5 separate regions of the Homo sapiens genome follow, and all the other regions are linked to region 1. A link is an interaction called in ENCODE POLR2A ChIA-PET data of the cell type or tissue named here. Cell type or tissue: OCI-LY7. All regions are shown on one strand.

Region 1 (5,000 bases):
TATAATCCCAGCACTTTGGAAGGCTGAGGTGGGAGGATTGTTTGAACCCCGGAGTTCAAGACCAGCCTGGGCAACATAGTGAAACCCCCGTCTCAGTTTTTTTAAATAAAAGAAAAAAAGGAATAAACACAATTCAGTGACAAATCTCTTGTTTTGGGCCCTACTCAGTGCCTGGCACTGTGCCAGACACTGCAAATACAGAGACAGTAGCTCCCCCAAGAAAGCACCACAGTGCCTAATAGCAAACACACACACATAAGCAAACACTAGGCTGGGCACAGTGGTTCACGTCTGTAATCCCAGCACTTTGAGAGGCCAAGGTGGGAGGATCACTTGAGCCCAGGAGTTGGAGATCAGCCAGGGCAACATAGACCCCATCTATTAAAAAACAAACAAAAAAGCACGCATGGTGGCCCATACCTGTAGTCCCAGCTACTCAAGAGGCTGAGGTAGGAGGACATCTTGAGCCTGGAAGGTCAGGGCTGCAGTGAGCCATACTCATGCCACTGCACTCTAGCCTGGGTGACAGAGCAAGACCTTGTCCCAAAAAACAAAACGAATAGTGACAAGTGAAGGATGTGACTGAGGCCATCCTAGAGGTAGAGAAACAGCCTTTCTGCTGTGATATGAAGGACAGTCAACTTTCCAGGTGAGCAAGATTGGGAAGGTCATCTCAAGCAGGAGGAGCAGCACGTGCAAGGACACAGGAGTGCCTCACCTATTCTTGAGCTTCATATAAATGGAATCATCCAGTGGGTACTCTTGTCTCTGACTTCCTTAGCTCAGTGAGTCTGTAAGATTCACCCATGGGGAGAATACTCTAAAGCTTTGTTTCAAACATTGAGAATTGGGGAGCTAACTTGGAGGAGCCCAAACTCAACACAATAGTTTCCTAATCACCCCACCACAGAAGCAGGGCTCTCATGAAAATTAGCTTTTATCCTCTTCTTGTAAAAGCTTCCACAGAACCTAAGCCTCAAGGAGCACAATGTATAGCAAGCTCCCCCACCGCCTGCACTGAGCAGCAAGAGTCTCACTCTAGTCCACAACTTAAGATGTTCTATTAAACCCAGGGTGGATTTTCTATGCCCAGTGGTTTTCCATTTTGTCTTTTAATTTTTACTTTAAGGACTTAATTTTAACAAAAGAGCCAAATTACCACCAAGCTTTGAAATGAACTTTAGAGGAGTTAAGAACAGGCTTTGGAATATGAAGCTTTAATGAATATTGGAAGACAGTAATTAAACAGCCACTGTGCCCTGTCTCATGCTTTACAAAAGGCAAGGAACAGAGAGATCAAAGACTGGAGGTGTTTGCTTCGGAACCACTGGAACCACCTGAGGAGATTTTTTTTTTTTTTTTTTGAGACGGAGTCTCTCTGTCGCCCAGGTTGGAGTGCAGTGGCATGATCTCAGCTCACTGCAAGCTCCGCCTCCTGGGTTCATGCCATTCTCCTGCCTCAGCCTCACAAGTAGCTGGGACTACAGGTGCCTGCCACCACTCCTGGCTAGTTTTTTGTATTTTTAGTGGAGACAGGGTTTCGCCACGTTAGCCAGGATGGTCTGGATCTCCTGACCTCGTGATCCACCCACCTCGGCTTCCCAAAGTGCTGGGATTACAGGCGTGAGCCACCGCGCCCGGCCCACCTGAGATTTAAAGTCTCCTGTGCCCAGCCTGCACCCCCAGACCAATGGCATCGGAATCTGTTGGATGGGGACACAGACACCACAATTATCTCTTAAGCACTCACGTGATTCCAATGTGCTTCCAAGGTTAAGAGTTTCTGGATTGATTGACAGTGAAGTGATGAGAAACTGATAAAGGAAAACGGGTGAAGCTGAAAGAGAGAGGTCTTCACACCAAAATACAGCTCAGCTTTGGAAGGAACCGAGAGGGCTACACCCAAGCCTGGTGACACCAAGGGACATTTCCAACCTCTGAGGAAGGAGTTCTGTTATGGGCTAAATTATGTTCCCCCAAAATTCATATGTTGAAGTACTAAATCCCAGTACCTCAGAATGTGACTGTATTTGAGGCTGGCCCTATAGAGGGGTGATTAAGTTAACGTGAGGTCACTATGGAGAGCCTCAGTCCAATCTGACAGGTGTTCTTAATACATAAGAAGAGGAGACCGGAACACACAAAGAGACCCAGGGGTGCACAGGGACCACATGAAGAGGCAGCCAGAGGGCAGCCACCTGCAAGCCAAGGAGGAGGCCTCAGCGGAAAGCAACCCTGCCGATGCTTTGGTCTTAGACATCTGTGGATGACGTCACTCAGTGTTAGTTTGGTGTAGCAGCCCTTGCAAACCAATGCAAGCTTCATTTCAGCACTTTGGTCTTATGTCTAAAGAGTCTTCTCACAAGGTTACTTCTTCAGCCACTTCTCGGACTCTTCCCTAACAACTAATGAGGATCCCCTTAAATACTGATCCACTAAGATGTTCACAGAATATTCCTGATAATTATGGATAGTGGAAATGTTTGACAATGAGAGAATGGAGAAGTAAATGATAGCAGTCAGTTCAATAGAGCATGAAGAAGCCATTAAGTTATCAAGATTTTTTTAGCCTCTTCCCTTGTCTTCTAACAAGGTCTTTTTTTTTGTTTTTTTGTTTGTTTTTTTTTGAGACAGTCTCACTCCCATCATCCAGGCTGGAGTGCAGTGGCACAATCTTGGCTCACTGCAACCTCTGTCTTCCTGTTCAAGTCATTCTCATGCCTCAGCTGGGATTACAGGCATGTGCCACCATGCCCAGCTAATTTTTTTTTTTTTTTTTAGTATAGACGGGGTTTCACCATTTGGCTAGGCTTTCACCATTTGGCCAGGCTGGTGTTGAACCCCTGACCTAAGGTGATCCACCCACCTCGGCCTCAAAAGTGCTGGGATTATAGGCATGAGCCGCCTTGCCCGGCCGACTTAAAAAAATCTCAATAGAAGGCCTGGCGCAGTGGCTCATGCCTGTAATCCCAGCACTTTGGGAGACTGAGGTGGACAGATCACCTGAGGTCAGGAGTTCGAGACCAGCCTGATCAACATGGTGAAACCCCGTCTCTATTAAAAACACAAAAATTAGCCGGGCGTGGTGGTGGGCACCTGTAATCCCAGCTACTCAGGAGGCTGAGGTGGGAGAATCACTTGAACCCAGGAGGTGGAGGTTGCAGTGAGCCAAGATCACACCACTGCACTCCAGCCTGGGCAATAGAATGAGAGTTCATCTCAAAAAAAAAAAAAAAAAAAAAAGATTTTTAAAGTTGCACTTTCAGCATGATCTCTCACCTACGCAAAAACGCATTGAAAATGCCCTTCAGTAAGCGGATGGGTAGGTAAGTTCTGAGGTATTCACAAAACAGAATCCCACACCACCTGCAACAACATGGAAGAATCTTACAAACATTGAGCTGCAGGGAAAAGAAGTCAGACACAAAAGATTCCATTTCCCTAAAATTCAAAACAGCCAAAACTAAATCTGTGCTGTTAGTAGTCAGGATAGCAGTTCCCTTGGGGAGACCAGAACGGGGTACAAGGGAACCTTCTGGGGTGCGGAAAACGTTCTGTGTCTTCATCTAGGAGATCAAGACCCTCGTCCTGAGACCTCCTAACCCCATACCAGGACACTTGAGTATGTGTCTACTTTCTTTGCCCCCAATGTCTAGGTTACCTATAGGTAGTCCTGCCTCTCCAACACATATGGGGACACCCACAGAGAGTCTTTAGCTTCACAGTTGGTGCCTTGACCTACCCATCTGCATCCTAAACCCATACAAGGATGTATAAATATAGAAAAATGTATTGAGTTGTAATTGTACTTTATGTAGGTTAATGTCAGTTTTTTTTAAGTGTTTTAAAAGGCAGTGTAAAAGAGCTGGAAGTTAGTATGTACACAGATGGCCATGGCATTCAGCTGGGGCTGGTACAGGGTCTGTGGGACTGGTTAGGGGTGGGGCAGGCGGCTCAGTTCTGACTTGGGTTGGAAGAGTGGAATCTGGGCAGGCTTCCCCTAAGGAAGTGGCTCTTAGATGAAAGCAGAATGAATGGGGGGAAAAGCATCTCAGACAGGCTTGTTCAAAGGCTCATAGGCAGGCCAGTGGAGGAGTCATCCAGGCTGAGAGCACTGGTCAGGGTCGGAACATGGTTGTGGTGGGAGAGGAGATGGATAGGACAGAGACAGGGACACCCAACTGCAGATGAAGTTGTCTGATTCCAGGAATGATCCCAGCATGGCTGACCAAGGGTGGTCTGTGCTGTCGATGATCTCAAAGCGGGGTCGGGTAGCCATGCCAGCTTGGGGCACAAGGGAGAAGATATGATGTACCACAGTCTAGATGATGTGGTTGAGGTCCCAAGTCACTGTACGTGAGAATATTGATGGGTAAACCAAGGCACAAGCTGGAGAGCTCAAGACTCTGTGGATGTGGGTGTGTGTGTGTGTGTGTGTGTGTGTGTGTGTGTGTAGGAGAGAAGGTAAAATACATAGGTAGGTAGACACAGTGTCCTGGGATAGAGTGAGGGGATATCAGGACAAGGTCATGAGTTGAGGCTTGGAACCTAGGGCAGCTTAGGGGTTCTTAGCTGATCTGGTTTCCCCTTGGGTTTTGTTTCGTTTTGTTTTGTGAGTGCGTGTGTTTAGAAATGGAGCCTTGAGGCCGGGTGCGGTGGCTCACACGTGTAATCCCAGCACTTTGGGAGGCTGAGGTGGGCAGATCACCTGAGGTCAGGAGTTCGAGACCAGCATACCCAACATGGCAAAACCCTGTCTCTACTAAAAATACAAAAAATTAACCGGGCATGGTGGCAGGTGCCTGTAATCCCAGCTGCTCGGGAGCCCGAGACAGAAGAATTGCTTGAACCCAGGAGGCGGAGGTTGCAGTGAGCTGAGATCACACCACTGCACTCCTGCCTGGGCGATAAGAGTGAAGCTCTGTCAAAAAAAAAAAAAAAGAAAAGAAAAGAAAGAAAAAGGGAGGAAAGGAAGAAATGGGGTCTTGCTACGTTGCCCA
Region 2 (5,000 bases), 130 kb before region 1:
TTAACTGAACCCACAGGAGTCCACAAGGGTCTTCAGGGCTCTCCATCTTTAGCATCAGCGTATGATAATGATTTTGTTACCTAATTCATTATGTTTCAAATGTGAATGCATTGTGAAATATTTAATGTACTATACCAGTATAGGATATTATAAACTATAATGAAGAGTGCATTTACTAAACACATTGCTATAAAACTGGTGTAGTAAACTCTGGGCCAGTGTGGACCATCATTTGGGGCAGGAAAAAGAATCATGTATTTTTTCCCCTTTTCTAAATTGACATATTAAAAGTTGTACGTATTTAACATGTACAACATGATGTTTTGAAATATGTGCAGTTGGCTCTCGGTATCTACAGATTCAACTAACCATGGGTGGAAAATATATTTGCAAGTCAACTTTTTGTATCGATGGGTTCTACAGGACTGATTGCAGGAGCATCCATAGATTTTGGTAGCTGAGGCATCTTGGAACCTTGGAACCTCTGGATACTGTGGGACGACTGTATATATTGTGAAATGGCTAAATTGAGATGATTACCATATGTATTACCTCACATACCTGTTTTTTGTGATGAGAACACTTAAAACCTACTCTCTTAGCAATTTTTAAGAATACAGTGTATCGTTAACTGTACTCACCATGTTGTACAACAGATATCTTTAACTTATTCTTCCTATCTAACTGAAATTTTGTTATCTTTGACAGATACCTCCCCAACCCCCTCTCCACCAAACTCCTGGTAACCACCATTTTATTCTCTACTTCTGTGAGTTCAAATTTTTTAGATAACGTATATAAGTGGACATAAATGTACTTTGTGGATTTTTATATTCTGTCACTTAGCCTTTCACACCTCACTTCACAGCTTTGTGAAGGAGAGGTAGGTATTTTTATTGCTGTTTCCAGTTTAAAAATGTAGTGATATCAAGTAACTTTCCTGAAGTCTCTTGTTGCTCACTGTTGAGTGACAAAATAAAACTTTGAAGAGGGACCTGGGTAGAGAGAGAAATGAGCAAAAAACCATTTCAATGAGAGATCAGTGACCTTACTGCATTTAAGTGTTCTTAGACAGGAATTACACCATTTTTCAAATGTATTGTTTATTTAAAACTTGAATACCCCATCTGTAACTCTGTTCTAGGTGATGTGGTATCAGTACCAGAATGTTGTACTGTTTCTGAAAATTATTTTCAGTATAGCAGTTAAGGACATTAAGGCTTCAAAGCCATTGGTCCAGTTTTGATAAGAAATGAAGTTGGAAGTTGGGTGTAGTGGCTCACACCTTTAATTTCAGCACTTTGGGAAGGGCCAAGGTAGGAGAATTGCATTAGCCCAGGAGTTTGAAACCAGCCTGGGCAACACAGGGAGACCCCATCTCTAGAAAAATAAAAAATAAAAACAATTAGCTGGGCATGGTGGCATGTGCCTATAGTCCCAACTAAGTAGTTCTCTGCTAAGCCCGGGAAGTCAAGGCTGCAGTGAGCCATGATTGCACCACTGTGTTCTAGCCTGGAAGACAAAGTGAGACCCTGTCTCAAAAAAAGTAAAAGTAAAAATAATAATAATAATAATAATAAAGCTGGAAATCAAGGATATATTTTCATCATCTCTTCACTTGACACCAAGACAAGTCACAAACCTGAAGAGTATTGCCTATTTATTCCTATTTATTAGAAAACAAAAAAAAAGTTGTTTTTCAACTCTTTTATCTAGGTATGAATGTGTTAAAAATTATTTTTAGTGTTTTATATATAAGCCAGCATAAATGATAGTAGAATACATTTGTATAATGCTTTAATATTTACATACTTTGACATATTTTCTCATACAACCCTTACAGTTCTCAGAGGAGGTAGTCAGAACAGGTATTAACCTAATTTTATTTTTGAACAAACAGGTTCAGAAGGTAAAGTCAGTTTGTTTCAGAGCTAGAACTTTTCCTATTATACCACCCTGCTTCTAGATGTGCAATCTGTTTAAGAATTAAAGTAATTTAAAATGGTAAATTAAAATGATGTTATTGCAGTTATTTTAATTTCCTGCCTGGAGCGTTTCAGTAGTAGTGGTTCCTGTATTATCTGGGAAGTTAAACCAAATGTTCTTTTATACTCTTTTAGACTCTACAACTTCAGTTAATCCAGATTTCCTACCCAATAACATTGTTTGGGAGCCAGGGATCTCTGGTTGCCCAACCCTTCTAAGTACTTAGAAGCTCTTAGAAAGAATGTTCAGTGAAAGGCAGTGAAAAGGCCTGTTTTGGATACCTACTGCCTATAGCTGAAACCTGTTAGGTGCCTTCATGTGAATCCCTGAAGACACCATGATGAAATTGATAAGCATGTCATAATTCAAGTAAAAACTTATTATGAGTGCTAGATGATAGCCATATACTGAATACTTTCCTGATTTTACTGCTTTTGCCATTGCTCATCTATCTGTAGCTGGAATGCTTTGTCTCATATCAGACTGCCAGAACTAAATTCCACCAGCCTTCAAAGCCAGCCCAACTGATAACTATTTTTGTAAAGCTTTCCCTACTTACTCTAACAAGTAATGATGTAAAATTCTTAGAACAATCTGTCATAGTCTCAATGCAGATGTCACATGTAACTTTGTTATTAATATTTTAGTTACTTGTGGATATCTCATATCTTCTTTGGTTTCTTTGTTATAGAACATTGTCTTCCCATAAACTTGAATATTGTCCCTTTCCCTTAGAAAAGGGAAATGTGGGAGAGGTGGGGAGATGGTTACATCAACCCAATTTTTGCTTCTTAAAATGGGCTTTTGTTGATGTGAGTCTATGGTCCCATTTATTGTTGTGACAATATCTTGGTAGTGGGAATTACTGGGTATGTTGGAGAACCTCAGAAGGGAGAATGGTCATGTTCTCCAGTGCCGTATCTGAATATCTGAATCCTGCTCTGGAACACAGTTCTTATTCTCAACACTTGATCCTATTCTCTTTATCAAACATAGTTTTTACCTCGTTCTCTGTAAGAGCCAATTCCCAGCCCCATAAAGCCAGGAAATCCAGCAATAAAGAATTGTTCCCAGCAGCATGTTTTGTACTTATATTTTCTTCTTCTTCCTTTTTTTTTTTTTTTTTTTTATTTGTTGTTGTTTAGACAGCGTCTTGCCCTGTCGCCACGCTGGAGTCCACTGCAACCTCCGCATCCTGGGTTCAAGCAATTCTCCTGCCTCAGCCTCCCAAGTAGCTGGGACTACGGGTGCGTGCCACCACACCCAGCTAATTTTTGTATCTTTAGTAGAGATGGGGTTCACCATGTTGGCCAGGGTGGTCTCAATCTGTTGACCTCTTGATCTGCCCTCCTCGGCCTCCCAAAATGCTGGGATTACAGGCATGAGCCACCGCGCCCAGCCAGTACATAGATTTTCTAAAGTGTTCAACACTCTTATCAATTCAGATTCCACCATAATTTATATGATCAATCAAGCACTGCTTTGTTTCTCTGTAGGTCTCCTGGAATACAACATAGTCAGAGATGTGTAGAGTATGGTCCTTCTGGGTTTGCCAAATTTTGTGCTGAAGGAAAATGATGGCTCCACCGCTCTTCCTGCCTAACTCGTAGAAAGGCAGCATGGTATTGTGATAGAAACATGAGCTTTGAAGATAAGCAGTCAGATTCTGATTCCTGTTCTTCTAATAGTCCAGCCTTGTAAAGATCACTTATCCTCATAGTTAGCAAGACTTCCTCATTTAAAAAATTCTTTCCTCATAGGGTTGTTGTGAAGACTAAGTGAATTAAGTTCTGTGAAAAAATCTAGCACAGTGTTTAGCACATGAATAGTTTTCTCCATATATGTGGCCTCTCTCCTGGGATGATCACCTTGTCCCAGTTTGTCCAGGGTTTCCCTAGTTTTATCACAGAAAGTCTCATGTGTACTAGGAATCAATCTCTCTCTTTCTCTCTCTTTTTTTTTTTTTTTTTTGAGATGGAGTTTTTGCTCTGTTGTCCAGATTGGAGAGCAGTGGTGCAATCTCAGCGCACTGCAACCTCCGCCTCCTGGATTCAAGCAATTTTCCTGCCTCAGCCTCCCAAGTAGCTGGGATTACAGATGCCTGCCACCACACCCAGCTAATTTTTGTATTTTTAGTAGAGGCGAGGTTTCACCATGTTGTCCAGACTGATCTCGAACTCTTGACCTCAGGTGATCCGTCTGCCTCTGCCTCCTGAAGTACTAGGATTACAGGCGTGAGCCACCACGCCTGGCCTCTCTTCTCTCTCTCTCACTTGACTTTTCTAGGCTTATTGGCCATTCCTTGAATAAGGTACAGTCAAGTTTTACTTTAGACTTTTAAGTAGCTCAGAATAGAGTTCCTTAGCTTGTTGGTTTTTACTTATTTTTTTCATTAATGTTTCAAGGTATATTATGAGGTTGCATTATTTAATTGCTTTGTTGATTGAGCCAGGCAGATCTTTCATTTATTAGCTGGCCTGATATCAGGGCAGGAAAGCTTATGAGTTACTTTGTAAAGTGATGGTTTTATTAAAGGTGGTAATTTTGATCAGCTGACCTATTGGTGGGTTCTGATTACTTTACAGAAGTGGATGGTATTGACAAGCCTCCATCTACTTGGAAGTTTTAAAATGTGTTCTTTTTATTAAAAGGACTTCATCCTGTGAAACTAGTTTCTTCAAATTGAAGTTCTCTCAGTCTAGGCATGATGAGTTACAAAAATGATTGTTTGTAGTATTTTGGAATTGGTTTCCACCTTTATATAAACTCAAATGTCAATTTAATGTGTTCAGTAAGCCAAGCAACCTTTCTAATGAAACAAGTATAATTATGATTTATTTATATTTTTATTTCATTTCTCATTTTTTTCAGCAATCTTTCCTGTCCTCAACTATGTTTCCTTTTTAATTTAAAAAAATCAAGTAGAAAACAAATATCTGGCTTTTTTGTCAATGTCATGGTCTTATGTCAAGATCTTGAAAGGTATCTCTCCAAATTATTGTTCTGCTATAGTT
Region 3 (5,000 bases), 360 kb before region 1:
AATGAATTACTTAAAACAGTGGTAGCTACATACTAGGTGCTCCTTAAATGTAAGATGTTATTTTCAGTGGTGTCTTTGTAAAGATTAATGACTAGCTTCCGTCTTAAAATATTCATATTTTTCACATTTGCTTTAAAAAGCACAAGGCGAGGGCGGTGGGGGAGTAAAGATGCTCAATGGGTGCAAAAAAATAGAAAGAATGAATAAGACCTAGTATTTGATAGCACAATGAGGATACTATAGTTAGTAATAATTTAACTGTACATTTAAAAATAACTAAAAGAGTGTAATTGGGTTGTTTGTAACACAAAGAATAAATGTTTGAGGGGATGCATACCCCATTTTTCATGGTGGGTTATTACTCATTGCATACCTGTACCAAAATATCTCATGTACTCATAAATATATATATATATGCCTACTATGCACCCATAAAAATTAAAAATAATAATAATAATAAAGCACAAGTGGCCCCCTTGGAAGCTGGGGAGGGGAAGGTAGCCACTCTCACACTGTTTTAAGAATGCATCAGGGTTGTCCTTTATAAAGGGGGATCTCAGAGTTATAGGCAAGCCTCTGAAGCTGCCCCCAGGGGTGAGAGATTTTGCTCATCTGCCTTTAGCAGTCACCAAGTAAAAACAAAGAGCATCAGCTTACACTGAGAAGAAACTGTAGTGGGAAGAACAAGACTGTAATTGAATCATAACAACTCTAAACAAATTTTAAATTTTAAATATGACAGGCTGTCAAGACTCATCCAATAAGAACACACTCAGGACCTTTTCTAAGCCAGGGACAGTTGGGCTGAGTTGGCAGTCACACCAAATTGCCCGTCCCTTACCTGCTGAGCGTGAGCAGGACCCTGGCTGCCGTACTGCAGAGCACACTAGACGTTCCAACAGAGAAAGGAGCTCAGCATCAAACTCTTCCTATGAATAAGGAAACTAAAACCCAAGATGCTCAAATGACTTGCCCAGAATTGCACAGCGAGTCAGCCCAGACTCCCAGCCCCCATGCCCCAGCACTTTACTTTAAGCCACATTCAAAGGAAGCGCGGTCCCTCTGCTAAATACTTCCTATGTGAGGCATAAAAGCTATTTGGATTTCAAACCCACTTAGAATTTGAGGTTTAAAACTCTGAGGGACTTTGTGGCATTTAAGGATCCCATGGAAACATCACTCTTCCTTCTTTGAAAGGCTAGGCTTCTCACCATCATCCCACGCCCCCCGCCCCACCACCAGTCCTCACAAAATTACAGTGAAAGAGAAAATCATGGTGCCTTGAAAAAGGAAACAGGAAGATAAGGCTGAAGAAACACCCACATCTATGGCACTGATCAAACTGCCATCAGTGCAGTAAGAAGCTTGGGCCATCAGCTATGCCGAGAATTCAAAACCCAGGGGTCCAACTGTGCCAAGCTGCAAGGGGCCCCACAGGTGGCACCCAGGCCTGTGACTGTTGTGGAGAAGAAAGAGGACACAGATAGAGGTCGATGTGAGTGGATCACTTGAGTCCAGGAGTTCGAGACCACCCTGGGCAACACGATGAAACCCTATCTCTACAAAAAATGCAAAAAATTAGCCAGGCATGGTGGTGGCACCTGTAGTCCTAGCTACTTGGGAAGCTGAGGTGGGAAGATCACCCGAGCCTGGGAGATCAAGGTTGCAGTGAACCATGATTGTGCCTCTGCACTCCAGCCTGGGTGACAGAGTGAGACCCTGTCTCAAAAAAACAAAAAAAAAAAAAAAAAAAGAAAGAGGAAATGGATAAACAATCTCAGAAGGCCTGCTACCAAAATTAGAATTAAGAGCAGAACTAACAAAACATCTTCCCCAGGGCCACCTCCAGCCCGGGACAAGTTTTGTTAGCCTGCACAGTATATTTGTTTTTATTTGACTTAGTTGCTAATATTTTTAAGTTGGGAGATTTTTCATAAATATCTGAATTCTAGCTTCTCTTGAAAAATCAGAACACCCAACAATACTGGCCTCACGTTCTCACATGACCCAACCAGTTGGTACTAAATAGAGCTGCCCCTCTAAGCTGGGAGTGCCACTTGTACTCCCCACCCCTTGGCCACGGTGCTGGAATAGAAGAAGGAAGACCCCATTCAACCCACCGTTTGGGTCAGCTTTGGGATGGCCACCTCCAATGGACACTCAGACTGGATCCAGCGATCCCTGCAGGTTGTGCAGCCTCCCAGCACGTTTGTCCATAAGAAGTCAAATGAACAAGGTGATCTGTGTCCCAGGAAATCCCCCACAAGCCTAACAGAACTAGTTCAGTGATGCTTAACCCCTTGTCAGTCATGGTTTCCTAGGCTGGTCCCCTGGAAGGTAACAGGAAGTCACATACTCCTAGGGGTGAACCGTGGAGATGCCCCTGTGGCTATAAGAATAGCCACAAATCCAGCCATCACTCCCTCCCCAGCTGTTTGAAATCAGAAAGGGTGAAAAGTTGCCTCCAAGGGAGGCAAGGGCTGGGAGAGATGTGGACCCTCTTACACAGTGTCATTTGCAAGGCAGGCATTTAGAAGCTGCATTCATCTGAATGCAGTGGGAGCTTTGCCTTCATCTGAAAAATAAAACTGTATGCTGGGATGGCTCTGGCTTTGGGGGTTTAGGGGTGAGGAAGGCAGCCGCATGAGATTGTCCTACACTTAGTGAGCTGTCACTGAAGAGAGCAGGAAGGAGCCAGAGAATACTCCCAAAAAGGAGCCCCCAGTGAAGAGCACTGGAGAAGGCTAAGGATGAGAGAGGGCAGGCAGCCAGGCAGCAGAACGGGCAGCCCGCGAGGATCTGAAATGCAGAAGAAAATACTTGTCCTCCCTCTTGTCTCTCATCTCACAGATCCTCAGTTCTGTCACTCGCAGAGTCCTACAGGGCAGTGGTGGAAAGAAACTAGCCCTCCTTTTACCGTTGGGAAACCTGGGTTCTACCCCCATGTCTATCTCCAAGTCACTGTTCCTCTGCACTCTCCATCTTGGCCTCTGTTGCTACAACTGCCACAGGATAGAGTCAAGCCTTAAGGACTATAGGAGACCACAGACATGAAAGCACCTTAGAGGCATGGCCTGCCTGGCCATGGCTTTGGACTGGACACTCAGGACGCCCCTGAGGCTAGCCATGGCCCTACAGACAGCAGTTAGAAATTCCCCACAGCACAGGTCCAGGCAGAAAACATCAGCGGGCCCGTGATCTCTCTTGACCACACATCCCATGCCCCTTCACAGTCTTTGCCACATCTGTAACCACTGCTCTATTTGCCTCATACATTTCTTTCACATCACTTCAATTTTGACTTAAATAAATTTATTTTATAAGGCAATTGTAGTTCCCTACTGTAAGTGGGTAGGTGGGAGTGTTGAGGGGGAGTTCACAAACTCACTGGTTTGGTGTGTTACTTACGTTTTTCTAACATACATTAAAATAAATGTATTAGAAAACAATGTGCACCCTTGCATCTTTGCATTATAGAGGATGTAAACCGATGCTCTGTAAATAAGTTATGCTCATCCTGCAAGGCATTTTTAATTGAAATTAGTTGCCTCTGTTAAAAAAATATATAGATTAAGCTAGGTGTGATGGCTCACACCTGTAATTCCAGCACTTTGGGAGGCTGAGGTAGGAGGATTGCTTGAGCCCAGGAGTTCGATACCAGCCTGGGCAACATAGGGAGACCCCCATCTCTACATAAAAAAAAAATTAATTTAAATATAGAGATTTCACATACAGAAATATCCATGCATACATCTACACAAGCCCCAGCTTCTGCCTTCTCTTGAAGAATGCAAAAAATCTGGCAAACACCAGACCCATGGTCCTGGCAGCATTCGGCTGGAGCTAAGAAGCACTGCCCCTTTAATCGGACTTGTGCTGCCTAGCTTGCCAGGGACCCAACCTCTCCCCATCGTCTTTTGCCTGGCCTGCTTCCCTCATTACCTTATCTGCCTGGCCCCATGTAAGGCATTAGATTTTGTGACCCCCATGGACTACCTAAGGTTATCTTGCGAACCCCCAATTATATGTGTACTCTACGTTGGGAAACCTGTGGGTCCCCAAAGCCTGACCAGGGGTTTGGCTGATGTTCCTCTGCAGAGCAGGCCAGCTGCCTGTCATGTTGTTTTGTGTCGTGGAAATCCCGCAAAGAGCCAGAAGTAAGGGGCTCATAAAACACAATGGAGCCTCTTATAATCCATAAAAAGAACAGGAGTTATCCCCTCCTCCCCAAAACCTACCATCATCATTGCTATCCCCTCAGCAATTTTGTCCAGGTGCATCAGGCTTCTAAGTGCATGTCAGAACCCCACCCTGGACAAAGAGCCCCTCTGGAACAGACCAAGAAACTGTGTGCCTGATTCTCCTCTATCTCCCCTGTACCATGCATGATGTCAGGGCCTCTGTCAAGGTTTGCCAAGAGAAGAAAAACAGGCTAACAATTTACAAAATAGCAGGACTCAAAATGTGAACACATGCACTCCCACAGCGATCTGTGCATTTGAATCATCACAGAAGGATCCACTATCAGGACAAGAGGCTCTCATTCTAGTCTGACCGACCACCTCATTCTGCCAGGAGTGAGGGTCTCCTACGCCCACACAAGCTCTGCACTGATGATGGTAGGGTGTGATTTGGAGAAATGGAAACTGTCCAAGTTTTCAGGCTGCTCCCTTCTCTTTTCTCTGCAGAGTTTAGAGAACCATCATTTCTGTTCATCTCTGAACTTCATCCCTGACTCTTTGGGTTTAAATGGAGTTGAAATTTCATCATCTACAACAGAAAACTTTCTTCCATACATTTATTTTTAAAGCTCTGAGAGCGCCCTTCCATGTGTCTTGGATCAGACTGGAAAGGAAAGGGAGCTGTGTGGCTGCCAGGAAGATCCTGTGCATGACTCCCAGGGTGTTTCTCTGGTTCTTTCTCTCCCTGTGTGAGATTCCATGTATGAGTTGGGGAGAGGGCAACTCCTTTGCTCCAGAGCATCTTAGCCTCCTGGACAA
Region 4 (5,000 bases), 180 kb before region 1:
TTCTTCATTTTTTTCCCATCTCTCAGATTTAATATTTTCTATAAATCTGTCAGCTATCTAGCCTGTCTAATGAGATTTTCATTTTGGTTATTATATTTTTCAGTTTCTAAATTTTGCATTTGATTTTTCTTTATATCTTCTATTTTTTGAGGTGGCTTTCCATCTTTGTTCATCCAAGAGTGTTTGCCCTTGTTGGAACATTTTTATAATAGTGGCTTTAAAGTCTTGGTCAGATAAATCCATCATCTGCATTATTTCAGTGTTGGCATCTGTTGTTTTTTTCTCATTGAGGTTTTCCTGATTCTTCATTTGTCAAATTATTTTGGGCTGTATCCTGGACAATTTAAGTGTCATATTTTGAGACCTTTTGTCTTGGTTTAATGCTGTGATGAATGTTGAATTCTTTTCCCCCGCTGAGACTGAGTTTTGCACTTGTTGCCCAGGCTGGAGTGCAACAGCGTGGTCTCGGCTCACTGCAACCTCTGCTTCCTGGGCTCAAGCGATTCTCCTGCGTCAGTCTCCCAAGTAGCTAGGATTACAGGTGCACACTACCACACCCAGCTAATTTTTTCTATTTTTAGTAGAGACGCGGTTTCACCATGTTGACCAGGCTGGTCTCGAACTCCTGACCTCAGGTGATCTGCCTGCCTTGGCCTCCCAAAGTGCTGGGATTACAGGCATGAGCCACCACGCCCAGCTGATTTTTTTTTTTAATAGGCAATTTGGTTGGGTTCATTCAGGTTGAAAGTTCTAAACAGCCTTCTGTAGGCTGTAGTTCCAATGCCAGTTTCCTTTACAAAACCTTTGCAGTCTTACTCAGAACTGTCCAGTGTGTGTGCCAAACATTGGACTGTCTGGGAACTGAGTAGTTGTCTACTCCATAGTTTAGCTCTCAGAGTCTGTGGTATGTTATTTTAGGATCAACCTTATGCAGGCATAGTTTGGAAGGGTGAGCACAAACTTCATGGGGCCACTTTCCTATGCTTCTCCTTCTTCATAATCTCTCTGGTACTTTTTGGTTGCCTAATCCTCCCCTCTTTATACTTCCAGCTACAGAGCTGGAGCTTGCTTTAGTTACTCTCTTCTGCTGCACATTTCTTGCAGCTGTGCCCATACTGGGGCCAAGTAGCAAGAAGACAGAGAAAAAAATAAGCAAAAAGAATTCTTGCTACCCTCTTGATGATGAAGGTTTGTTCCCTCAGAGTTTTAGACTTCTGCAGACCCCACTGCTGCTGCTGTCACTGCTTCCACCACCATCTTGTTTGCTCAGGGGCTGGGTATGGAGGATGTTGAAAAGAATAAAAAAAATGCCTAGGGAATTTTCTTCATTCTATCTAAGTATTAGGAGATTCTGTTCCTGCTCCTCAAGCTAGAACTAGAGGCTTCTCCTGGAGTTCTCTTTGTCTATCCCTGAGTGCCTGCTTCCAGATTTCAGCTGCTTTGAGTCTAGGGCAGGAGATACTAAAGGGGGAAAAATACTAAATCATCTGTTTGATATTAATATGAATTCTTATTTTATTCCCCAGTCTGCCTTAACTAGCTGCTTTATGCATCATCCAGGTTTTCTGGATTCAGTGGAAAAGACAAGGTAGTGTGTGCTTATTCCATCTTACTTGGAATTGGAACTCCTGGTATATTTGGAAATCAACAAAAATGTTAAAACGTAAGAAACAATTGTAACTCTAATGTATGGGTTTCCCCATATTCTTTGTTTTATGCTTCATGTTGTTTAAGAATACATGCATTAGGCTGGGCACGGTGGCTCACGCCTGTAAATCCCAGCACTTTGGGAGGCTGAGGCGGGTGGATCACCTGAAGTCAGGAGTTCGAGACCAGCCTGACCAACATGGAAAAACCCTGTCTCTACTAAAAAAAAATACCAAATTAGCTGGGCGTGGTGGTGCTTGCCTGTAATCCCAGCTACTTGGGTGGCTGAGGTGGGAGAATTGCTTGAACCCGGGAGGCGGAGGTTGCGGTGAGCCGAGATCGCGCCATTGCACTCCAGCCTGGGCATCAAGAGCAAAACTCCGTCTCAAAAAAAAAAAAAAAGAATACATGCATTAGAACCCACACAAGGAAACTGTCCCGTTTCAGGGTACACCTTTTATGGGTGCAACTAAATGTGCAAATTTAGTAAAACATTTTGGGCACTTGAAGCTATTGCAACTTTTGCTGCCTCAGAGAAGCAGGATAATTAAATTTTTGCCTATGGAAAAAGTAATTTTACCTTAGTTTTATGTCTTTTCTAATTTGTCATAAGATTCTAGGCCAAAGATCTAATAACCATTTTCTAGGAAGTTTCTTTTTGTTTGTTGTACTTATTTGAAGTGCATTAGGTTTCTCTTCTTTTTAATCACCAGTATATTGTTTTGAAAGTATATTGAACATTTTTTGTCATATTTTTTCTCCTTTCTCTTTTATATTTCTTACCTTTTTGTACTTTTTGTTTTTTACACTGTATTTCTTTATTTTAGATTCTTCACCCCTACTCTCCATGTCCCCTACTCCCACCCCACTAAAATGGTGGATAGGATTTATGTAGGGGTGCTGCTCTGAGAGTTTGAACTCTGATTGAGAGACTAATCCCCACCCCCGAAGGCTGTCTGCATCAGCTGTCCCCCTGGCTAATTAGAATTCCAAAGGGCATTAATAACCATTTAAATTAATCCGATTATACCTGCAGTTGCTAAAGGTAAGGTTCAGGCTGTTTAACCCTCTGTTAATGAACGCAAACATGAATCAAAACTGGGTAGGAATTTTACAGTTTATTTTCATTTCTGCCCAAAGGAAGAAAACCATTTCACCTGCTCTTTGTAGCAGTCTAGTTTACAACAATGCAAGGAAGCCTTGCCATTAATTCAGCCTTCATTAAAAGACCAAAGCTAAATTGCTCCATCTTGTGAAAATGCATTTGCATTGTTTGTGAAAGTCCTTTGGGGGCAGAGCTGTAGAAAACCGCCTAACAGCAAATAATCCTTTAGTTAAATGCAAAAGTGTTATAAAGAGCTAAAAATTCTCTTTCTAGCAACTAATGTTGCAATGATAATTTGACAGTAGTGGTCTCCCAAGGGGCATTAAACAGGTGGAAAAAGAGCTACCATTTCAGAACTTTAGTTAAAAAGGAGTGGAAATTGAATGACCAGTATTAAGAGTCAGAAGAAAGTCTATAGGGTTATGTAGTCCAGTTTCTCTCATATAGGAATTTTTTCTCCAACATAGTGGACATGGTTACCTAGTTTCTTTGTAAACATCTCAGTAACAGCAAGTGTTAATAAGGCAGCCCATCTCATAATCAGATAACTTGTTATTGTCAGAGAATCCTGATCTGAAATTAGTAACTATTATTTTTCTTTCATTTTACCCTTTGAGCCATATTGAATTATTTCAGTATAGCTCATTGCCCTCATTCCTATTCCCTGACCTCTCCATATTTTCTTCTTTAGATCAGGTGTGTATTACAGGAGATTTTTGAAATGTAGAAATATATGGAAGAATAAAATGTTCAGTAAACATGATTGTAAGACAGCACTTTTCATACATGGTTGAAGTTGAAAAATTTTAAAGCAAGAAAAGGACCAGAAGAAATATCTTTCCATGTAATTGGCTATTTCTTGAAGAGTTATTCTTTTTGCTGTTAATGTGTGTGTCACCTATGGAAAAGTCTAGATTCAATAACTAAGTCAGAAAAATTGGTTTGAGAAAAAGACATCTACTGGAATCTGTACGGCAGTCCTTCAACAAAGATATCTATTAGTCGATAGATGTCATCCCCAACACCTGTCTACAATGACTCATGTCTTTTCCTGATTACCACTTATAGATTTTTCCCTTTTTAAAAAAACTTTACACAAAATGTAAACTTCATACATTGGGATTATTCTTTAGTCTGGATCTTTTCTTTGAATGAAATAAGCTTTGGGATGCTTATTTAGATGTTCAATGGAACAGTGTGGAGAACAGTAATTGTGTTTGGGCTAAAGAATTAATCCATTTAGTCATGGGAAGCACTACTTAGCTTTCCATAGCAGCTGAATTGTGGTGCAACTTTGGGGCTATTTTAGGATTTTAACCTCAAATAGAAATGAAAGTTTATTTGTATTGATGAACATATGCTTTTGAATAATGAGCCATTGACTTGATTTCAATGAAAGTGAAATTGTTTTTCAATTCAGTTATTTTATGTTTGAACATGAATTGAAAGCTACATCTTTGTATTGCTGAAATTTAAAAAAAATCAATAACTTTAACATTTTAACAGAAAGTGTTTTAATAAGCAATTATTAGGGTGGCTTCAGAAGGGTATTGTAGCTTTAAAAATTTCTGACGGTTATTAGTACACTTTTGTACTGTGTAAATCAGACATTGGAATAAAATTACTTTTATTAACTAAAATTCTCCTACAATAGGAAATTTTACTGCATTTTGACATCTAGCAGGCCAAAGAAAGATGTTCAGAAAGTCTTATTTCTGTCTCAGACCAATAATTATCCCATATTTTGTATAAAACATTCTTTAAAATTGTTAGTTTAGATGATCACACAAAAGTAACTTTTCCAAGGGATGTAAGTTGCCTGCCACTGTACTACAGTCTGGCAGGTTCTACAGCCTGGAGAAAAATCTAGTAGCCTTTTAAAAAAAAAAAATTGTGTTAATAATAGCCTGTTTATGTTGTTGGATTTTCTGCTGTTTCATGTACAATTTTATATGAGCTACCAATTAATGCAGTTTATATGCAGTTTCTATCCTCAGCAAGGAATGAGGTGGTAATCCTGCCCTGCTCTTACTACAAAAGCTGGGCACATATCTACCAAGGAAAAATTTGTCCGCCTTCAGGAATTTCTTTCTCCCTCTTTCCTAATCAGTGCAAATCCATCAGTCACCTGAAGTCTCATCTCCTCCATGAAGCTTGTCCTGTGTGACCCTTGTAACCTGATATCCTCATCTTTAAAATTATTATTTGAATGCCTCATCCCTTTCCCTCTTACAGCGTTTTCATTATG
Region 5 (5,000 bases), 200 kb after region 1:
AAATGGAGAACTGTCAGGACAAACAGATTGAGAGCATAAAATAAGGCAGACCTAAACAAAAATACATCAGTGGTGCTATTAATGAAAATGGACTAAATGTTCTAATTAAAAGACAGAGAAAGTCAGGGTTTTCCCTGACTTTAAAACTTCCTTATAAGTTTTCCCAGGGTTTAAAAAACCAAAACCCAATTATATGCTATTCATAAGAGACTTACCTAAAACACAGTTACAGAAAAGATGCAACTAATGGAAAAAAAATACCTTGTGTAGATTTTTAAAAAGATTACACTATCAGGTAAAGTATAAGGCAAAAAAAAAAATTATTAGAAACAAAAAAGGCAGCTTCATAATGATAAAAAGTGAATTAAGAATTAAGAATTAAGAAGATAAAACAACTTTATATTTGTATATGCACCTGATAATACGGCCTTACAGATATAAAGCAAAAAAAAAAAAAAAAATTAAAAGATGAAGTAGACAAATTCATAATTATACTTGGATATTTAAACACATCCCTCTATAATTCATAGGAAAAAAAAAAACACCCAGTAAGGATAAAGAAGATTTGAACACCATTAACAAACTTGATCTAATGGCATTTCATTGGACATTGAATCCAATAACTGTAGAATACATTTTACTTTCAAACACACATGGAACATTTATAAAAACTGACCATAAACAGAGCTCTAACAGAAGTATCAAGAAATTTCAAAGGATTAAAATTATACAGCTTCGAGCACAGTGGCTCACACCTGTAGTCCTTCCAGCTACCTGGGGAGACTGAAGCAGGAGGATTGCTTGAGCCAGGAGTTCAAGGCTGCAGTTAGCTATGATCACACCACTGTACTCCAATGTGGGAGACAGTGAGACTGTCTCAAAAACAAACAAACCAACCAACCAAAAACAGAACAAGCTCACTGACCACAGTCATAATTAGTCATAAATAAAGGATAATTAGAAAATGTTAGTATGTTTGGATATTACAAAACACATTTCTCGAATATAATATCTATTGGTTAAAGAAAAAGAATTACAATGGAAATTAGAATATTTTTAGAAATAAACAACAAAGAAGGCTGGGCGCAGTGGCTCATGCCTGTATCCCAGCATTTTGGGAGGCCAAGGCAGGTGGAACACCTGAGGTAAGGAGTTCGAGACCCGCCTGAGCAACATGGTAAAACCCTGTCTCTACTAAAATACAAAAACATTAGCTGGGCATGGTGGCGCATGCATGCAATCCCAGCTACTTGGGAGGCTGAGGAGGCAGGATAATCCCTTGAACCCGGGAGGTGGAGGTTGCAGTGAGCCGAGATTGTGCCATTGCACTCCAGCCTGGGCAACAAGAGTGAAAGTCTGTCTCGGAAAAAAAAAAGAAAAGAAATAAACAACAGAGATACCACATATCAAAACTTGTGAACTCCTGCTGAAACAGAATTTGGAAAAAAATGTATAACCTTAAATAGAGAGAATCAAAAAGATAAAAATTAATGAAACTAAACATCAATTTCAAGAAGTCAGAAAAAGAACAAAATAAATCCAAGGAAAATAGAAGAGAAAAATAAAGAACAGAGCAGAACTTATGAAACAGAAAACAAATTTATTATGAAGACTATCACTGATGATAAGAGCAGGTTCTCTGAAAAGAACCTCTACTAAAACCAAAGAAGAAGGAAAAAAAAGCATTAAAATGAAATCAGAATGAAAGAGGGGATATCTCTATAGATGCTGTACACCAAATGATAAGAAAATATTATAAACGGCCAGGTGCGGTGGCTCACGCCTGTAATCCCAGCACTTTGGGAGGCTGAGGCAGGTGAATCACGAGGTCAAGAGATGGAGACCATCCAGACCAACGTGGTGAAACTCCGTCTCTACTAAAAATACAAAAAATTAGCTGGGCGTGGTGGCACGTGCCTGTAGTCCCAGCTACTCAGGAGGCTGAGGCAGGAGAATCGCTTGAAACCGGAAGGCGGAGGTTGCAGTGAGCTGAGATTGCGCCACTGCAGTCCAGCCTGGCGACAGGGCAAGACTCCGTCTCAAAAAAAAAAAAAAAAATTATAAACAACTTTATATAAGTAAATATGAAGGGATAAACTCCTAGGAAAATATTACTTAGTTAAGAAATTATAAAAACAAAATCACCCTAGAACCATTAAAGACATTGAGTCTGTGGTCAAAAATAAGATTGCAAAGAAAACACACCTGCGAGCCCAGGTGGCTTCATCACCAAGTTCTATCATACATTCAAGGGACAAAGAAGGGGAAACTAAAATGGATGGTGGAAGAGGATGATATGGGTATTTGTTAGATTTCTGGACCAACTGCAGCAGCAAGGGTTGTAATTTGTCTCACTAATCTTCCTCTTATAAGTTTTCCCAGGATTTGTGACTAACCAGAATCCTGGAGAAGCTGTACCTGGATACAGTGAACTTAATATAAGAAGCAAGCCTATCTGTATGGTACAAGAAGTGGACTGTGGAGAATACTACTGGTTCCATCCAGATCATCTTTACTGGTTAGCACACCTGTCACTGAGATGTGGTGTCAGCTGAGAACAACTCACAGATGTCCCTTTCTCCAGAAAACTGCAACTGCCCCCTCACCAGGCTGTGCCTCTCCTCCCCCAATCCAGCTTTCCTCATACTCCTCTTCCTGAGGGCTTCTCCCACAGTCTCACTTGAACAAGAATCTCTATTTTATGCCCTGCTTCTACAGAATGGGATCGAAGATATCACCATTTAAGAGGGTGAAAAGAGAGCCATATATATATATATATATATATATATATATATATTTCCTTATTGAAAAATCAATTTAAAAAATTTAAAAATGGCAAGAGACATGAATAGACAGTTCACAAAAGAGGCAATCCAATTAACCAACAAAAAACTGCTCAAGGGCTGGGCATGGTAGCTCACACCTGTAATCCCAGCACTTGGGGAGGCTGACATGGGAGAATAGTTTGAGTCCAGGAGTTTGAGACCAGCCTGGAAAATATGGCAAGACCTGGTCTCTACAAAAAAAAATAAAATAATTATCTGGCTGTCCCAGCTGCTCAGGGGGCTGAGGTGGGAGAGATCTCTTGAGCCTAGGAGGTTGAGGCTACAGTAAGCCATGATCACGCCACTGCAATCCAGCCTGGGTGACAAAGCAAGACCCTGTTTCCAAAAAAAAGAAAAAAGAAAAAAGTGCTCAACCTCAAGAGTAACCAAGGAGAGCAAGTTAAAACCACAAGAAATATCAAGACACACACATGAAAATAGTTAAAATATTAAAACCAATAAAAGCAACTATTTGCCAGGATATGAAGCAACTGGAACTCTCATATACTCCTGGTAGGAAAGTAAACTGTTCGACACTATCTAGTAAAGCAATTGTACTCTAACATATATAACCTAAAGAAACTTGTTCAAATACATCAGAAAATATCTAAGGATGTACTTGGCAGTCAGAAACTATAAGCAACTCAAGTATCCATCAACCACAGGATGAATACATCTATTGTGACACAGCCATACCATGAAACACTGTTGGCAACGAAAATAAGTGAGGCCGCCACGTGGATGCATCTCACAAACAAGTTGAGCAAAAGAAGCAAAACACAAAATGCAAAAGTATGATTCTATATGTATGAAATTAAAAAACTTAAAACTATATTGTTTAGGGATATATACATAGGTGATATAATTACAAAGAAAAGCAAAAAAATGATTATCACAAGATGATTTCTTCTAGGGGAGGAAATTATGATTTGGAAGCAGGTACTGAGTATTGGCAATGTTCCAGTTCTTGACATGTTGGTGATTACGTGTGTATTTCCTTTAGAGTTATTTGCTAAACTATATATTGTGTTTTTTACCATGCATATTTGCTGTATTTCATATTCAAAAAGTTTAAAACAAATAAATGAAATAAATATACTGATTATTGTTTCTTAGAAAAATTGAGAAAACTAAAATCCTTTATTTTTAAATTAAAACCTTGCCTGCAAAATCCCTAACAGGGTACATGCCAAGTAAATTTTCCAGAATGCCTAAATCTGTGTGGCTCAGGGTGACCTGACGACCCCTCTTTACATATGGAAAAGTAAGGTGAGTAGGCACCCAAAGTCCTGGGGTAGCTATCTTGTTGAAGGCTGTCATTCCTGAGAATCATCGGTAGGCAGAACCCTGGAGAGTATGTGGAACCAATTTGCCAAAGGGATTTGGGTTAAGGTTAAGAAGAGAAGGGACTGAGCCCACAAACTCTGATAAGAAGTTTGAAAACAGAGACATCTCTTGGGTGGTCTAGATGACCATGACCAAGGTTGCTAGCAGGAAGGGCCCCAAATGCCCTAAAAGAGAACTCTCCAGGACACCAGGGGAACCCAGCCTGGTGAAAAGCTCAACAAAAGCCCAGAGTGAGGTGCTTTGGGGAGAATGGCTGAGCACGCAAGCATAAATGAAACAAGCTCTAACCTTGGAAAACCAAGCATGGAATCATGCTGGCAGAGATTTGGTCCAATAAGGGCATTGAGCAGCAGTGATCACACATCCGTGGACTGTGTAGGACAGCTCTTCAACAGTTATGCCATATAGCTGTGTCAGGAATGACAATGTGTGTGGACTGCTCAGACAATGCAGTTCTCTCTCCTCTGGAGAGTGACAGTAAGACTGACCCCATTGGAATGTATAAGCCCCCAGAGAGGCTGGAGAAGGAGACACTGGAATTCTCACTAATAAGGACATTAGAGAGGACTTGGGAGTCTACTTAGAAAAAAATAAGGAAAGACAAGAGTGAATGTAAACCCAACTTGTGAAATGAGACACACATGTTAAACATCTAAACTGAAATAGACAAAATCTTAATCAAATGTCTCTTTGTGTACATTCCTTTATGTATACAGTATCAAACATTTTAGACGAGTGGGAAACTAATAATCACTAAACTAAAAGAGGGTAATGAGAGAAATTAGCAGACATTTCAAACAAAACCCATGACAGGTAACTCAAGAATAG

What was found. ChIA-PET counts read pairs that join two places held together with the same protein. Peaks named below come from ENCODE experiments on the same cell type or tissue, not always from the same donor. Only the 100,000 strongest peaks of a DNase experiment are listed, where the experiment ranks them.
Region 2: POLR2A ChIA-PET joins it to region 1 with 12 read pairs; 2 of 35 experiments call an interaction of 5 or more read pairs at or near these places.
Region 3: POLR2A ChIA-PET joins it to region 1 with 10 read pairs; 3 of 35 experiments call an interaction of 5 or more read pairs at or near these places.
Region 4: POLR2A ChIA-PET joins it to region 1 with 11 read pairs; 4 of 35 experiments call an interaction of 5 or more read pairs at or near these places.
Region 5: POLR2A ChIA-PET joins it to region 1 with 10 read pairs; 4 of 35 experiments call an interaction of 5 or more read pairs at or near these places.

The regions. Positions count from the first base shown.
Region 1 is chr9:37,372,858-37,377,857 of GRCh38, forward strand. The region is part of intron 1 of LOC124902153 (a long non-coding RNA gene); the gene reads left to right. Among named protein-coding and RNA genes, the nearest start is that of LINC01627, 19 kb to the right of the region's middle. RefSeq lists enhancers at 2,095-2,204, 3,831-4,130. In OCI-LY7, a CTCF peak has its summit at 2,176; DNase peaks (open chromatin) are centred at 1,006 and 2,224; H3K4me3 peaks cover 1,130 bases; H3K27ac peaks cover 4,856 bases.
Region 2 is chr9:37,246,362-37,251,361 of GRCh38, forward strand. All of the region lies in intron 2 of ZCCHC7 (zinc finger CCHC-type containing 7), which reads left to right. Among named protein-coding and RNA genes, the nearest start is that of ZCCHC7, 130 kb to the left of the region's middle. RefSeq lists enhancers at 4,849-5,000, 4,855-5,000. In OCI-LY7, no CTCF peak of the experiment used is centred here; no DNase peak of the experiment used is centred here.
Region 3 is chr9:37,009,395-37,014,394 of GRCh38, forward strand. All of the region lies in intron 3 of PAX5 (paired box 5), which reads right to left. Among named protein-coding and RNA genes, the nearest start is that of PAX5, 22 kb to the right of the region's middle. RefSeq lists an enhancer at 2,182-2,251. In OCI-LY7, no CTCF peak of the experiment used is centred here; DNase peaks (open chromatin) are centred at 1,353, 1,809 and 2,337; H3K4me3 peaks cover 1,631 bases; H3K27ac peaks cover 3,102 bases.
Region 4 is chr9:37,188,989-37,193,988 of GRCh38, forward strand. The region is part of intron 2 of ZCCHC7 (zinc finger CCHC-type containing 7); the gene reads left to right. Among named protein-coding and RNA genes, the nearest start is that of ZCCHC7, 71 kb to the left of the region's middle. RefSeq lists an enhancer at 832-1,051. In OCI-LY7, CTCF peaks have their summits at 2,891 and 3,097; DNase peaks (open chromatin) are centred at 483, 813, 1,057 and 2,893; H3K4me3 peaks cover 2,607 bases; H3K27ac peaks cover 5,000 bases.
Region 5 is chr9:37,568,952-37,573,951 of GRCh38, forward strand. All of the region lies in intron 1 of FBXO10 (F-box protein 10), which reads right to left. Among named protein-coding and RNA genes, the nearest start is that of FBXO10, 4.9 kb to the right of the region's middle. In OCI-LY7, no CTCF peak of the experiment used is centred here; no DNase peak of the experiment used is centred here.